Regions from separate parts of the Homo sapiens genome. Here region 1 is linked to region 2. Evidence: read pairs that join two places in POLR2A ChIA-PET (ENCODE). Cell type or tissue: Panc1. All regions are shown on one strand. Each heading gives the region's core, and the rest is flanking DNA. Links, peaks and the distances in the headings are about the cores only.

Region 1 (6,619 bases), core at 1,700-5,699, 84 kb before region 2:
TAAAGAATACAGCAAAATCAGGCCCCCAACAACTTCAGATGGAAGGATTACTAGTGAAAATTTTCAAATAAGTACACTGAAGTTGATTAAAGAAGTACTCAGAGGACTCTAAAACAGGTAAAAGAATAAGATATTGTTGGCTGGGAGTGGTGGCTCATGCCTGTAATCCCAGCACTTTGGAAGGCCAAGGCAGGAAGATAACTTGAGCCCAGGAGTTGGAGGCCAGCATGGGCAACATGGCAAAACCCCATCTCTACAAAAAATACAAAAATTAGCTGTGTGTGGTGGTGCATGCCTGTAGTCCCAGCTACTTGGGTGGCTAAGGTAGGGCGATTGCTTGAGCTCAGAGGCGGAGGTGGCAGTGAGCTAAGATCACACCACTACACTCTAGCCTGGGTAATAGAGAGAGACTCTGTGTCAAAAAAAAAAAAAAAAAGAAAAAGATATTGTCAAATAAAACCAAATGGAGACATTTTGTGGCATGGCCGTTAGAATCATTAAAAAATTTGTTTAGAATGTACCACAGAGATGACAAAAGGGAAAAAAAGAAGATGAGACATGGAAGACATATATGATGTTCCATGATATTTCTAATTGGAATTTCAGAAGGAGAAAATAGAGGCTGGGTGCAATGGCTCATGCCTGTAATCCCAACACTTTGGAGGTCAAGATGAGAGGATCACTTGAGGCCAGGAATTCAAGACCAGCCTGGGCAATATAATCTCTACAAAAAGTAAAAAAGTATTAGCTGGGCATGGTGGTGTACACCTGCGGTCCCAGCATCTCAAGAGGCTGAGGTGGTAGGATTGCTTGAGCCCAGGAGTTTAAGGCTGCAGTGGGCTACGGCTGTGCCACTGTACTCCAGCTTGGGCGACAGAGCAAGACCTTGACTTAAAAAAAAAAAAAAAAGAAAGAAAGAAAGAGGGAGAAAATACATAAAATGACACATGACACATTACACATGTTTGAAGGTATAATAGGTGAGAATTTTAATAATAAAATACAGAAATCCATAGATTCAAGACAACCAAAAAGAAATCTATACACAACATAAAGAAACCAGAACACGAAATATTTGAAGAAGAAAAAAATCTTAGACGCAACCAGAGGGAAGAGAGATTGCCTTCAAAGATATGGTGATTTGAAAACAGCAGACTTTTCAAGAGTAACAATAGAAGTAAGAAAACAAAATCTTAAATGTGCTAAGAAAAAATAACTGTGAACCAGAATGGCCTTGTTCACACATAAACCTCCTACAGTAGAGGAAAAACTCACTCAAAAATGAGTAAATAAAAAGCTCAAGATCTTTTGAAAGATACTATACGAAAACAAAGGTTATACCCCAGAAAATTGCCACAACACAAATAAAAACTGTGACAAAACATTCTGCCACGAGTGAAAAAAAACTGCTTATATTAAATAAAAGCACAAAATAGACCAAGAGAATTAAAAGATGAAAGGGAAAAAGGGGAGAAGGGGAGGAAAGGAGGAGAAGAGGAGAAGGTAAGGAGGGGGAAGAGGGAAGAAGAGAGAAGGGAGAAGGGAGTGGGGAATAGAAAGCTGGGAGACAGATGAAATATTATCTGGCAGGGCTCAGGAAAGAAGCAGAAGAAAAAATTAAAACATCAAGAAATTATGGCAAAGATAGAAGCAGCAAAAGAAATCAGATGATGCTGTAAATAAATAAGCAACATGAATGGAAATACAGAATTGAAAAGGAGTCCACAGAAAATGATAGACAGGGAGAACAGTGAACGAGATCCATCATATGCATAATTGGAAAATGCATAAAAGAAAAAAATAATGTGTGGTGGACACACCCTAAGGTGACTCCTTGTATAATCCTCTTTTCTTGAGTGCAGGTGGAAATTGTACTCTGTTACTAGCCAATAGAATATGACAAAGGTGAAGGGCTTTCACATATGTAGTTAAAATCCCAAGCCAGTTAATCTAGTTAATCAAAAGAGATTACCCTGGTGGGTCTGAATTAATCAGGTCTTTAAAAAAAGAACTGGGGTGCTCCAAGATTTCAGACACACTCTCTCCCCGGCTGACCTTGAAGAAGCAAGCCACCATGAATACTACAACTGCAAGGAAATTCATTCTTTCAACGATCAGTTGAATTTGGAAGAAAACTCAGCCTCAGATGAGACCATGAGGTCAGCTGACAACTTCACTGTAGCCTTGTGAGATGCTGACCAGAGGATCCAGTAAAACTATGCTCAGACTCCTGACACATAGAGACTTTGAGATAATAAATGGGTCTTGTTTTAAGCTGCTGAATAGGTCGTAGGGTAAATTTTTATACAACAATAGACAACATATAATGAAGCAAAAAAAAAAAAAATTAAAGATGTAATTGAAGAAAACTCACCAGAAATAAAAGCATATTTCAATTTATAGCTTGAAAAGAGATAGCAAAACTCAAGAAAGAAAGGAACAGAACATCAACATCGGCAGATAGCCTAGCAAAATTCTTGATCTTCAAAGATAAAGTAAGAATCATTTGGGAAGCTAAATAAAAAGATCAAGGGTATTTATTAGGGGCAAAATAATCAGGCTGTCCTCAGACTTTACTACAATAACATCAATGCCAGTAAAAGCCTATAGAATCCTTCCAGAAAATAAAATATAAGCCAGAAATTATATATTATGCCAACCTATGGTTGAAGTAAAGAAAAAAACCAGATAATAGGTATGAAAATATAAGAACTCAGGGACTATTATTCTCATCAGTCTCATCAGCCTTCTTTGAAAAAATGCATAGAGGGTAATCTTCGGCCAATTAAGAGGTGAATGGAAAAACTGGCAAGAGCCTTGAATGTAAAATAAACATGAGGATTATATTTATAGAACACAGTGCAAATGTTATTAACTCTGGCAATGTAGAAATTGTAAAACTAACAAAAGGTGGTAACAGTGAGGAAAAGAGTAATGGCATGCTCAAGAAAGCAAAAGGAAGGAAATAAAAATAAGAGTGGAAATTAAATTAGAAAACAGAAAAATGACAGAATGAATAAGTATGTCCAAGGAGTTGTTGTTTAGAGAAAAAAAAAGGTAAAGACAAATGATCGGCTAGCCTAATTAAGAAAAAAAAGAGAAACAAATATACAAAACAAAGAGAAATCTATAAATGCAGAAGAATTTTTTTTAAAAAAGAATAATCACCTCATTCAATCCTATATTGATAAGCTAGAAAATTTAGACGAGTAGTTTCCTAGAAAAAAAATACATTATTTGTTTTTTCTTTTTTTTTTTTGAGACTGTCTCACGCCATCACCCAGGTTGGAGTGCAGTGGTGCAATCTCAGCTCATTGCAACCTCTGCCTCCTGGATTCAAGCAATCCTTGTGCCTCAGCCTCCAGAGTAGCTGGGACTGAAAAATATATTTTTACCAAAACTTCGGATAAAAGAAAAAACTAAACCATGCCAACAATCATAGAAGAAATAGTTATCAAACAATCATTCCCTCCCATTCTCCACCCTCAAAACAGGCCCAAATAGTTTCTAGAAGAATTCTTTCTAACTATAAAGGAAAAAATAATCCTAATGCTACTCAATGTGTGTGAGAATATAGTAAAAGAAGGCATTTTTTTCTTATGAAGTGATAAAAATCTGATAATAAAACCTGACAAAGGCAAGAGTCATGTAGGACCCAGGATCCCTCTCTTTCTGGGCCTAACTTCTTGGCATGTAGCTTCCATTTTCAGAGTCATCTTGTGGTTCCAAAATGACTTCTACAACTCCAATTATCATGTTGTACAGAGGAAGAGTACAGAGGGTACTTGCCAGTTTCATCAGCTTTCCTAAAAGCCCTGCCCAGTGACTCCTATTTAAATTGCTTTGGCCCATGTGTGGACGCGTGACCACTCCTAGCTACAAGGAAGGCTGGGCAATGTAAACTGCATTATCACCTTGAATAAAATCAGGATTTTTCCAGGTAAAATACAGGTGGCCCAGTTAAATTTAACTTTCAGATAAATATGTTGGAACATACTTACGCTAAAAAAAATTATGCATTGTTCATCTAAAGTTCAAATTCAACTGGGAGTTTTGGAGTCCTGTTTTTTTTTTTTTTTCTAAATCTGACAACATTACCCATGAGGGATCAAGTAACCATGACCCTGACTTTTATACTCATCACTTCTTTGTTTTTTAAAATAGCTTTATCACCCAATGTGCATCCCTAGACACTGTAGTTTAGTCTTGTCCATTAAAAAATACCCTATCTTTTAAATCTCTTTTAATCTAAAGGTTCCTCTTCCATCCCCTCTAGTTGCTTAAAATTAATATAATAAACAAGATGGCTTCAAAAGAATGAAGTCCAGGGACTACTTGTCCTACCAACATCAAGACTTATTTTAAAAACACAGAAATTAAGATAGTGTGGGATTGGTGTTAGGATAGGAAAAGAACAGAGAGTACAGAAATACTCCCATAAATATGCGAGCTTGACATTCCACAGAGGGGAAATTATGTATCACTGGGATGAGAATGAACTATATTATGAATGGTGCTTGGACAACTGGATGTTATGGTAAATTGACTATAAAAAAGGCCAGCAATTTCTCCCCTCTCTGTATCCATGTTCCATTATCATGTAACTCGAATGCCTTTAACTTAGAGTCTGAGCCCAGCCACATAACTTGCTTTGGCTAATGAGATGTTAGCAAACACCGCACATAGAGGCTTGCACAATGAGGCTCATTCCCTTTTGCAACCTGCTGCCATCCAATGAAGAAGTCCAGCTAGCCTGCTGAGTGGTAGAGCTATGTGGCTCACTGGCAATATGCCCGCTATCCCAGTGGACAACCAGCTAACCTCCAGGGGCTGAGTGACTCAGTTCACTGGCAACTGACTAACAGATACATGGGTGAGCCCAGTTGAGACCAGCCTCATAGGAATATATGTTAAATAAATGGTGGTTCTTTTAAGCCACTAAGTTTTGGGGTGGTTAATTACACAGCAAATCTAATTGACATATTATATGGATTCTTACTTCTCAACAAACAAAAATCAATTCCAGGTAGTGACTTAAATATGAAAAATAAAACTTTACACTTTTTGATATAGAAAAAAATCTTCATAACCTCAGGTTACAAAAAGTTTTCTTTAGCAAGTTACCAAAAAAATAAAAAAATTAAAAAAAAAATAAGGAAGACCAGTTGTCAAATGTGACTATAAAAAAACCCTTTATACCTCTAAAATCACTATTAACAAAGTTAAAAGACAAATAATTAGCATTCAGAATACATAAAGGACATCTACAAATCAAAAAGCAAAAGATAATCCAATAAGGAAATGTGCAACAGATGTAAACACGTAATTCACAGAAAAAGAAACACGCATGGCCAATATATATATACAAATATAACTTAACCTCATTTGTAGTCAGAGAAATGGAACTGAGAAGCCATTTCACATTTAAAAATTTTTAAAGCTCCACAGTTGAGACTATGGAGAAAGGGTAGCTCTCATACACAAATGTTGGGAGTATAAATTGGTACAATACTTTGGAGATCAAATGATGATGACCTCCACCTTGATATATATGTAGAAACTCTCACACATGTGCACAAGAAGGAAACATGCAAGAATTTCAGAGCACACTGTTTCCAAAAAAACTAAAAATGACCAAATATCGATCATCTAAAGAATGGATAATGTGGGAACTACAAACACCAAATTCAAGATAGTGGTTACCTCTGTAGGACAGGAAAGGAGGTGTAATGGGGAAAGGACACACGGGGGTTTCATTATATTTGTGATGTATTTCTTAAGCCAGGGGCTGGGTACATGGGTGTATATTAATCTCTGATCCTATTCATGTGTCTGAAAGATGTCATAAATGTTAAATGTATTTTTTTTGAAGTGAAAAGAATAAATCACAGCTAAGCTCCAAAGAAGAACTCAAACGTTATGATGTAAAAAGAAGTTTAAGGGCTTAAGTTCATCATGAAGATGTCCCCAGTTCAACCCCCAAACCCTGGGAATCACTCAGAGATTCTTCCCTAGAGATAAATCTTTGTTTTGCTGACATGGAGAATAGATTATTATCAAAACAAAGCAATAAAGTACAAATTAAAAAGTTAAAGGAAAGGGCTGTAATGAATGCTAATGGCAGAAGAAGCAAGTGAAAACAGAAAATATTTCAACACTAGTACCATATTACATGGGTGATAGCTGCTTGCCTACCCTGTGGGACACTCCCCCGAGTATGGAATTCCATCATACGGAGAAATACTATGATTTCTTTTTTTTTTTTTTTTTGAGACGGAGTCTCGCTCTGTCGCCAGGCTGGAGTGCAGGGGCGCAATCTCGGCTCACTGCAACCTCCAACTCCTGGGTTCAAGTGGTTCTCCTGCCTCAGCCTCCCCGGTAGCTGGGATTACAGGCGCACATCACCATGCCCAGCTAATTTTTGTATTTTTAGTAGAGACGGGGTTTCACCATGTTGGCCAGGATGGTGTCAATCTACTGACCTCGTGATCCGCCTGCCTTGGCCTCCCAAAGTGTTGGGATTACAGGTGTGAGCCACCGCACTGACCTATATTTTGATTTCTAAGCCATTTGAGATAAATCTCTTACATCCTCATAGCACAACATACAGTTGTCACTA
Region 2 (6,619 bases), core at 1,056-5,055:
TACACTGAACACCAGTGTGCTTCTGTCTTGAGACCTCCTTAGAATGTAAGTTCCCAAGGGCAGGGACTTTTGTACACTCTGTGCATGCTGAATCTACAGCTTGTAGATCTTGGCCTGTGTTGTGATAGGAACACAGTAAATATTTATTGAATGAAAAAATAATGGGCCAGGCATGGTGGCTCACGCCTATAATCCCAGCACTTTGGGAAGCCGAGGCAGGTGGATCACATGAGGCCAGGAGTTCAGTACCAGCTGGCCAACATGGTGAAACCCCGTCTCTCCTAAATACACAAAAAAATGTGCCGGGCATGGAGGTGCACATTTGTAATCCCAGCTACTCGGAAAGTGAGGCACAAGAATGTCTTGAACATGGGAGGCAGAGGTTGCAGTGAGTTGAGATTGTGCCACTGCACTCCAGCCTGGGTGGCAAAGTGAGACTCTGTCTCCAAAATAAATAAATAAATAAATAACAGGAAAACAGAAAAATAATGAGTGAATGAATTCTCTGACCTCTCTCTTACCTTCCTGAATCATTGCTTTTCTGTTTCTGTCTTCTCTAGTTTAACCTTGTTCATCTACTTCCTGAGGACACTCTTGTGGTTTTAAAACTTCACAGTTACATTTAGTAACTCTTTATATAAGGAAACAGATTGCCACATAATCCATGATAACTGGGTGGAAAATTTTTAATCTCTCTTGTACTTAAAAAAAAATCACCTGTTCCTCTTACCTGAGATTGCATATGTTTACATTTTGGCCTTGGAGATAACCCTTTCCCTGTGGCTGAGTATTTTTAAAGCACTTTAAGGCCTTAAGTGGATTAAATACAGAACATACTGTGACCTCAGGTTTGTGCGACTTGTACTACAACCTGCAGGATGGGAGGAACCTCCTTGTCACAGGGATTGTAAGGCTTCATTGGAGCAGCGTGGGTGCCTATGTATGTTCTTGTCCATCTCTGAGGAGATTATTTCCTACACAGCCAGCCTCAGCTAGTAGGTGACTCTACGATACTCCCTAGCAGTGCCTGATTATTGCGCATATTGGCTAAGCTCTCTCTTCTCATAACTGGGATGCAGGATGCATAATTATATGCAGTAAGAGTGGTTCCCTTTCTTACCCTTTACTTCTCAGTCTTGGTCAGCATTAGCCTATTGTTATTAAAGGTTTTGCCAAACACAGCCACATGCCCTTGATCTCCACCTTTAGCTGGGCAGAGACAAGATCCAAGCTTTGAAAATGGCTTTGGGCCAAATCAAGTTGCTAGGTGGGCCTTCCTCCCCACCCCATCCAATCTCCTCAAATGCAAGAGGAACCATCTCTCCAGGAGGCAAGGTGGTGTGGTTGGGGACTGGGATTGGGGTAGGGGGCCGGTGATGGGCTGAGGGTGTTGGGGGAGGTGATGGGATTGTGGGTGGTAATATTATTTCAATAAATATATAAAAATAAAAATTTGCAATTAGCTTGTGTTAAGTACAAATAGTATACTAGGAATATGCATTTGAACTGGCTAGAGAGTTCGCAGTGAATGTCACCTAAGTTTCCCAGGGTTCACCTTAGGGGAAATCTGGGGCAAGCTCCACCTGAAAGAGCGAGGCAGATTTGTTTCGCCCTTTGGTGGCTTACTAAATATTATGAGCTTACTTATTCCTATGATTCTTGAAATAAATAACGTTAGGATTTATTTGTTCAGGATTCAGGATGTTTTTCCTTCCTATGGGCTTTAGTTCAAGAACCATCAATCCTCGGGTTGTCATAAAGCATTTTGGGGTCTCCTCGGAAGTCCCTGGCCTTCCCTTATGTCCTGTCTCCCTACCAAGAATGTGGTTTTGCATCCTCAGAGTTGAATGATTCTTGGACTCACAACCTTTCTGAGTCTGGTTTCAGGTAAAGACAGGTTGATTGGTGTTCCATGGAGAACATGTCTAGCCCTAAAGGCTAGAGCACTGGTGACATCTGATTCGATGTGTCATTCAGCAGCCTGCACGCTTCATATCTAGTCTTGCTAGGCATTGTTCCAGCCAGCCAATGACCTGAACCTCTGCTGCTGTCCCCAGAACTTCACATAAGCCTCAGTTTTCTCATCTGTAAGATGGGAATTATAATTCTAGTCTTGCTGCCTCACTTATGACTATCGAATGAAAAAAAGATAAGGATTTCATACAAAATAAAGCCCTATATACGATTATTTATCATACCAGTAACATGTTTAGTGTATAACATGTAGATAAGAGAAAAGTGGGGAGCTAAATAATAAGAATTAAATAAAAATGGGTTTGAGGGTCAAATATGTTTGGGGTAAAAGCAAAGTCAATGCATTTCTTTACTGCCGGACTTCTCAGTGTTTTTGATATGCCAATAAATGTTGTGAATTTCCAACAGTGACATAAAACAGGCAGGGTTTCCTAATGTCCATGAACTCCTCTGCTTTTCAAAAACCATGCATCTCAGAATGAGCACACCCCCCAGCATAGTATGAAAAACACTGTATTGGTTAAGATTACTGTCGCTAGTGTTGTGATTGCACTCCAGATGGCTCAAGGCCAGCCTACTATCTTTGCCCTGAAAGTGAGGAAATCTAAGCTCCTGGCCCTGGAGATGTAACTATGGGCGAGATGCCTGGATAAGTCTAATGGGTCTTATCAGACTCGTTAGCTCTTCTGGCCCTCTGATGAAGCTATGCTTTGCATTCCCAGGCCCCATCAGTTCTGGCTTTGATTTAAGACCAAGTTGCCAGGGAACAGTGAGCTGTGAGGAGGGGCTTTCCTGGGGCTTCTCAGTTGCCCAGGCTTGCCTCCCGCCTGCTGGTGGGAGGTGGCTATGACCTCTGCATAACTGAAGTATCATCCATTCTGGGCCAGAGAGACCAGGCTCAGAGCTCTGTTTCTCTGCCAGGACCAATCAATAACTCTCTGCTCTTCACAACACGTCTGCAAAAGACTTGTTGGACCTCGGGCATGCAGGATTGGCGCCTTTTTCCTTTCTGCTGTTTTCTTTACTCCTAAGGCCGCCCTAACTTGATTTTGTAAAAATAGAATTTTGTTTTTAAATTACAAGTTAAATAAAGCTCATTGTAAAAATTTTAATACAAATATGTATAAGCTTGAAAAGGGAATTCTCCTTTTATCTTCTCTTATCCCATATACTGTGGGATGTACATCATTCTAGATCTTTCTCTACGCACATATAAAAACTGATAAAGAGATTTGCTTGTTTGTTCAGAAATTTGGTCGGATATACTGCCACTTTCTTATTTCACTCGACAGTGTTCCATTGACAATCTTCCATGTCAGTGCATACATGTGACATTTTTCTTATTTTTTAAAGTCAAGTTTACTGATGGAAAATGTACATATAATAAAACTGACCCTTTTTGAGAGTACGGTTTGATGAATTTTGACAAAATATACAACCACTCTAATCAAGATAAAGAATATTTTCATCACTGCTAGTTCTCTTGGGCCCCCTTCTCTTCTCACAATTCTAACCCCTGGCACCATGGATCTGTTCTCCAGCCCCATAGTTTTGCCTTTTCCAGAATGTCCTACTAATGGAATTATACAGTATGTAGCCTGTTGTGTCTGGCATCCTTCACTTAGCATAATGCACTTGAGATTCTTCCATGTTACTTAGTTTATTCCATTTTATTGCTGAGTAGTTTTGCATTGTATGTACACATGCAGTTTGTTTATCCATTCACTGGTTGATGGCCATTTGGGTTGTTTCTAGTTTTAGCTATTACAAATGAAGTGGTTATGAACTTTCATGTACAGTCTTTCTGTGGACATGTGTTTCATTTCTCTTGGATAAATACTGAAGAGTAGAATTGTTGGATGTATAATAAGTGTATATTTGACTTTATAAAAAACTGACATTTTTTTCCAAAGTGGTTACACCATTTTGCATTCCCACTAGCAATGTTTGAGAATTCCAGTTGCTTCATATCCTCACCAACACTTGGTATTGTCAGTCTTTTAAATTTTAGCTATTCTAGTAGGTGTGTAGTGGTATCTCACTGTGGTTTTAATTTGCATTTCCCTAATGACTAAAGATGTTGGGTATCTTTACAAATGTTTATTTGTCATTAATGTATCTTCTTTGGTGAAATATATATTCGCATCTTTTGCCTTCCTTCCTTCCCTTCTTCCCTCCTTCCTTCCCTCCCTTTTTTGAGACAGGGTCTCATTCTGTCGCCCAGGCTGGAGTGACGCAGTAATGGCTCACTGCAGCCTTGACCTCCTGGGCTCAGGTGATCCCTTATCTTCACCCTCCCAGGTAGCTAGGACTACAGGCATGCACCACCACACCCAGCTAGTTCTGTTTTTTGTTTTTTGTTTTTTGTTTTTTTTTCATAGATACAGGGTTTTGCCATGTTGTCCAGGCTGTGTCCATTTCTTTATTTCATTTCAGTTTTTTTTTTTTGAAACAGAGTCTTGCTCTGTTGCCCAGGGTGGAGGGCAGTGGTGTGAGCCCAGCTCACTGCAACCTCTGCTTCCCAGGTTCAAGCAATTCTTGTGCCTCAGCCTCCTGAGTACCTGGGATTACTGGTGTGTGCCACCACACCCAGCTAATTTTTGTATTTTGTGTTGAGATGGGGTTTCACCATGTTGGCCAGGCTGGTCTCAAACTCCTGGCCTCAGGTAATCCACCCACCTTGGCTTCCCAGGGTGCTGAGATTACAGGTGTGAGCCATGTCTGGCCTGCCATTTCTTTTAATTAAGTTTTTTATCTTATTATTATTGAGCTGTGAAAGTTTTAATATATTCTAGCTACAAATCATTTATCATATATGTGTTTGGCAAATATTACGTCCTAGTTTTTGGCTTGGCTTTCCAATTTAGTATTCTATTTTGAAGAGCAGAAGCATTAAAGTTTTTATAATGTCCAATTTAACTTTTTTAAATTTAAGATTTGTATTTTGCATCTTATTTAAAAAATCTGTACCTAACCCAGGGTCACTAAGATTTTCTCCTGTTTTCTGCCGTAAGTTTAATATTTTAGCATTTACAATTAGGTCTGTGGTCTATTTTAAAATAATTTGTATGCATGGGGCAAGGTAAGGGTTAATCTTTATTTTTATTTGTTTGTTTTGCATATGGAAGTCAAATTTTTCCAGCACCATTTGTTGCAAAGACTGCCTTATTCTTTCTAGTCACTGCATAACATTTTGAATGGATGTCCCAGGATTTATTCCACCAATGTTTCATTCATGGACAGTTAGGCTGTTTCCAACTTGAGGCAACAATGCACACCCTTGCACCTAAACCACTGGGTAGTGAATGAGTATTTCTGAGAACTTCTGGGTCAGACGGCATGTGCATTTTAAGTTTAATGGGGCCAAAAGATTGTTTTCCAGTGTACAGTCCTGCCTACAAGGTCTGAGAGGGAAGACTCTGACTTTGAATGGCTTTATTGGTGTGAGCTTTTCTCAAATCTCAAATAGTTTCCTTCTGGACAAATCTAATAGTCTATGTTATTAGATTCTGGAAACATCAGAGCCCTTCCAGGAGGATTTGAAGAAAGATGATAATTTCTGTCTTGGTCAGTTAGGGTAATCTTATAAGAAATAGGTTCATAAAATATAAGATACCTAAGGAAATGGAAATTTACTAAAAATTGTTTAATAAGTATTGGGGCCTTATAAATAACTCTGTGTTGGGGCCTCCTCAAAGGGTAGAGGCTCCTGTCGTAACTTTAGATCAGCAGTGACTCATTCTCCAGTGACTTGAATTATAAATTTAGCCTCTCTGTCTGCGGGTCCTAATTCAAGGTGGCCATCCATAGTCCCTCTCACACTCTCACCATACTCACCAAAGCCCTCCCTTGTATCAGGCGCAGGCCACCCAGCTGTATGTGCAGAGGCTCCAAGGGGTGCTGGGGAAATGCAAGTTGTGCAGAAAGCTGGAGCATAAAGTTATGCTACTTTTGTACGTTCTTCTTTTTTCATCCTACCCAGTGGTGTGATTTGATCAAAGTAACTTACATTGTTGAGGATCTGTTAGGTGACAAGGACTGTCCTGGGGGCCTTGAGAGTACATAGAGCTGTGGGATAGTCCCCTATCTTTAGGGATGTTAATGCCAGCTAAATAGCAACACAAGGTGGTGTTCAAAAACAATAGCAGCAGGTGTCACCGGTAGGACGTATTGACAGAATTTGTTCCAAGGGTATGGTCAGTGGTGAATTCTTTGTGCTGAGAGAAGGAAGAAGTCATACTGGCTTTGCAGAGGAGGAATCTGAGCTAGATAGTAAAAATTCATATTCTGACACCAAGTTACTCAAAAGATACCTTCCTCCCAGGTAGACTGTACCTTCTCCAAGCCACTGGAAGCTGGCTGCTGGGGCTCCAGGAGTTAACAAGAGTGAGCCTGAGAATGTCCTGATTGAGTTTGGCCAGCAATCACAGCTCCTTCTTGTAAAAATTTTGGGAGCAGCTAAATGGGGGTACCCTCTCTTTAATCTGTCCTATAAATTTTGAATGTAGTTCAGGTATATTTTTCATGCTTTCAAAAGCTTTCCTTATCAACTCTGTATCAGTTAGCTATTGCTGATGAGCAAGTCATCCTAAAACTTACTGGTTTGAAACAATAGCCGTTTTATTTGCTCATGACTTCGTAATCT

The links. ChIA-PET counts read pairs that join two places held together with the same protein. Peaks named below come from ENCODE experiments on the same cell type or tissue, not always from the same donor. Only the 100,000 strongest peaks of a DNase experiment are listed, where the experiment ranks them.
Region 1: POLR2A ChIA-PET joins it to region 2 with 13 read pairs; 4 of 35 experiments call an interaction of 5 or more read pairs at or near these places.

The regions. Positions count from the first base shown.
Region 1 is chr3:15,608,416-15,615,034 of GRCh38, reverse strand. The region is part of intron 1 of BTD (biotinidase); the gene reads right to left. Among named protein-coding and RNA genes, the nearest start is that of BTD, 10 kb to the right of the region's middle. In Panc1, for the core only: no CTCF peak of the experiment used is centred there; no DNase peak of the experiment used is centred there; H3K27ac peaks cover 3,801 bases.
Region 2 is chr3:15,523,338-15,529,956 of GRCh38, reverse strand. No RefSeq gene overlaps it. Among named protein-coding and RNA genes, the nearest start is that of COLQ, 4.9 kb to the right of the region's middle. In Panc1, for the core only: no CTCF peak of the experiment used is centred there; a DNase peak (open chromatin) is centred at 2,763.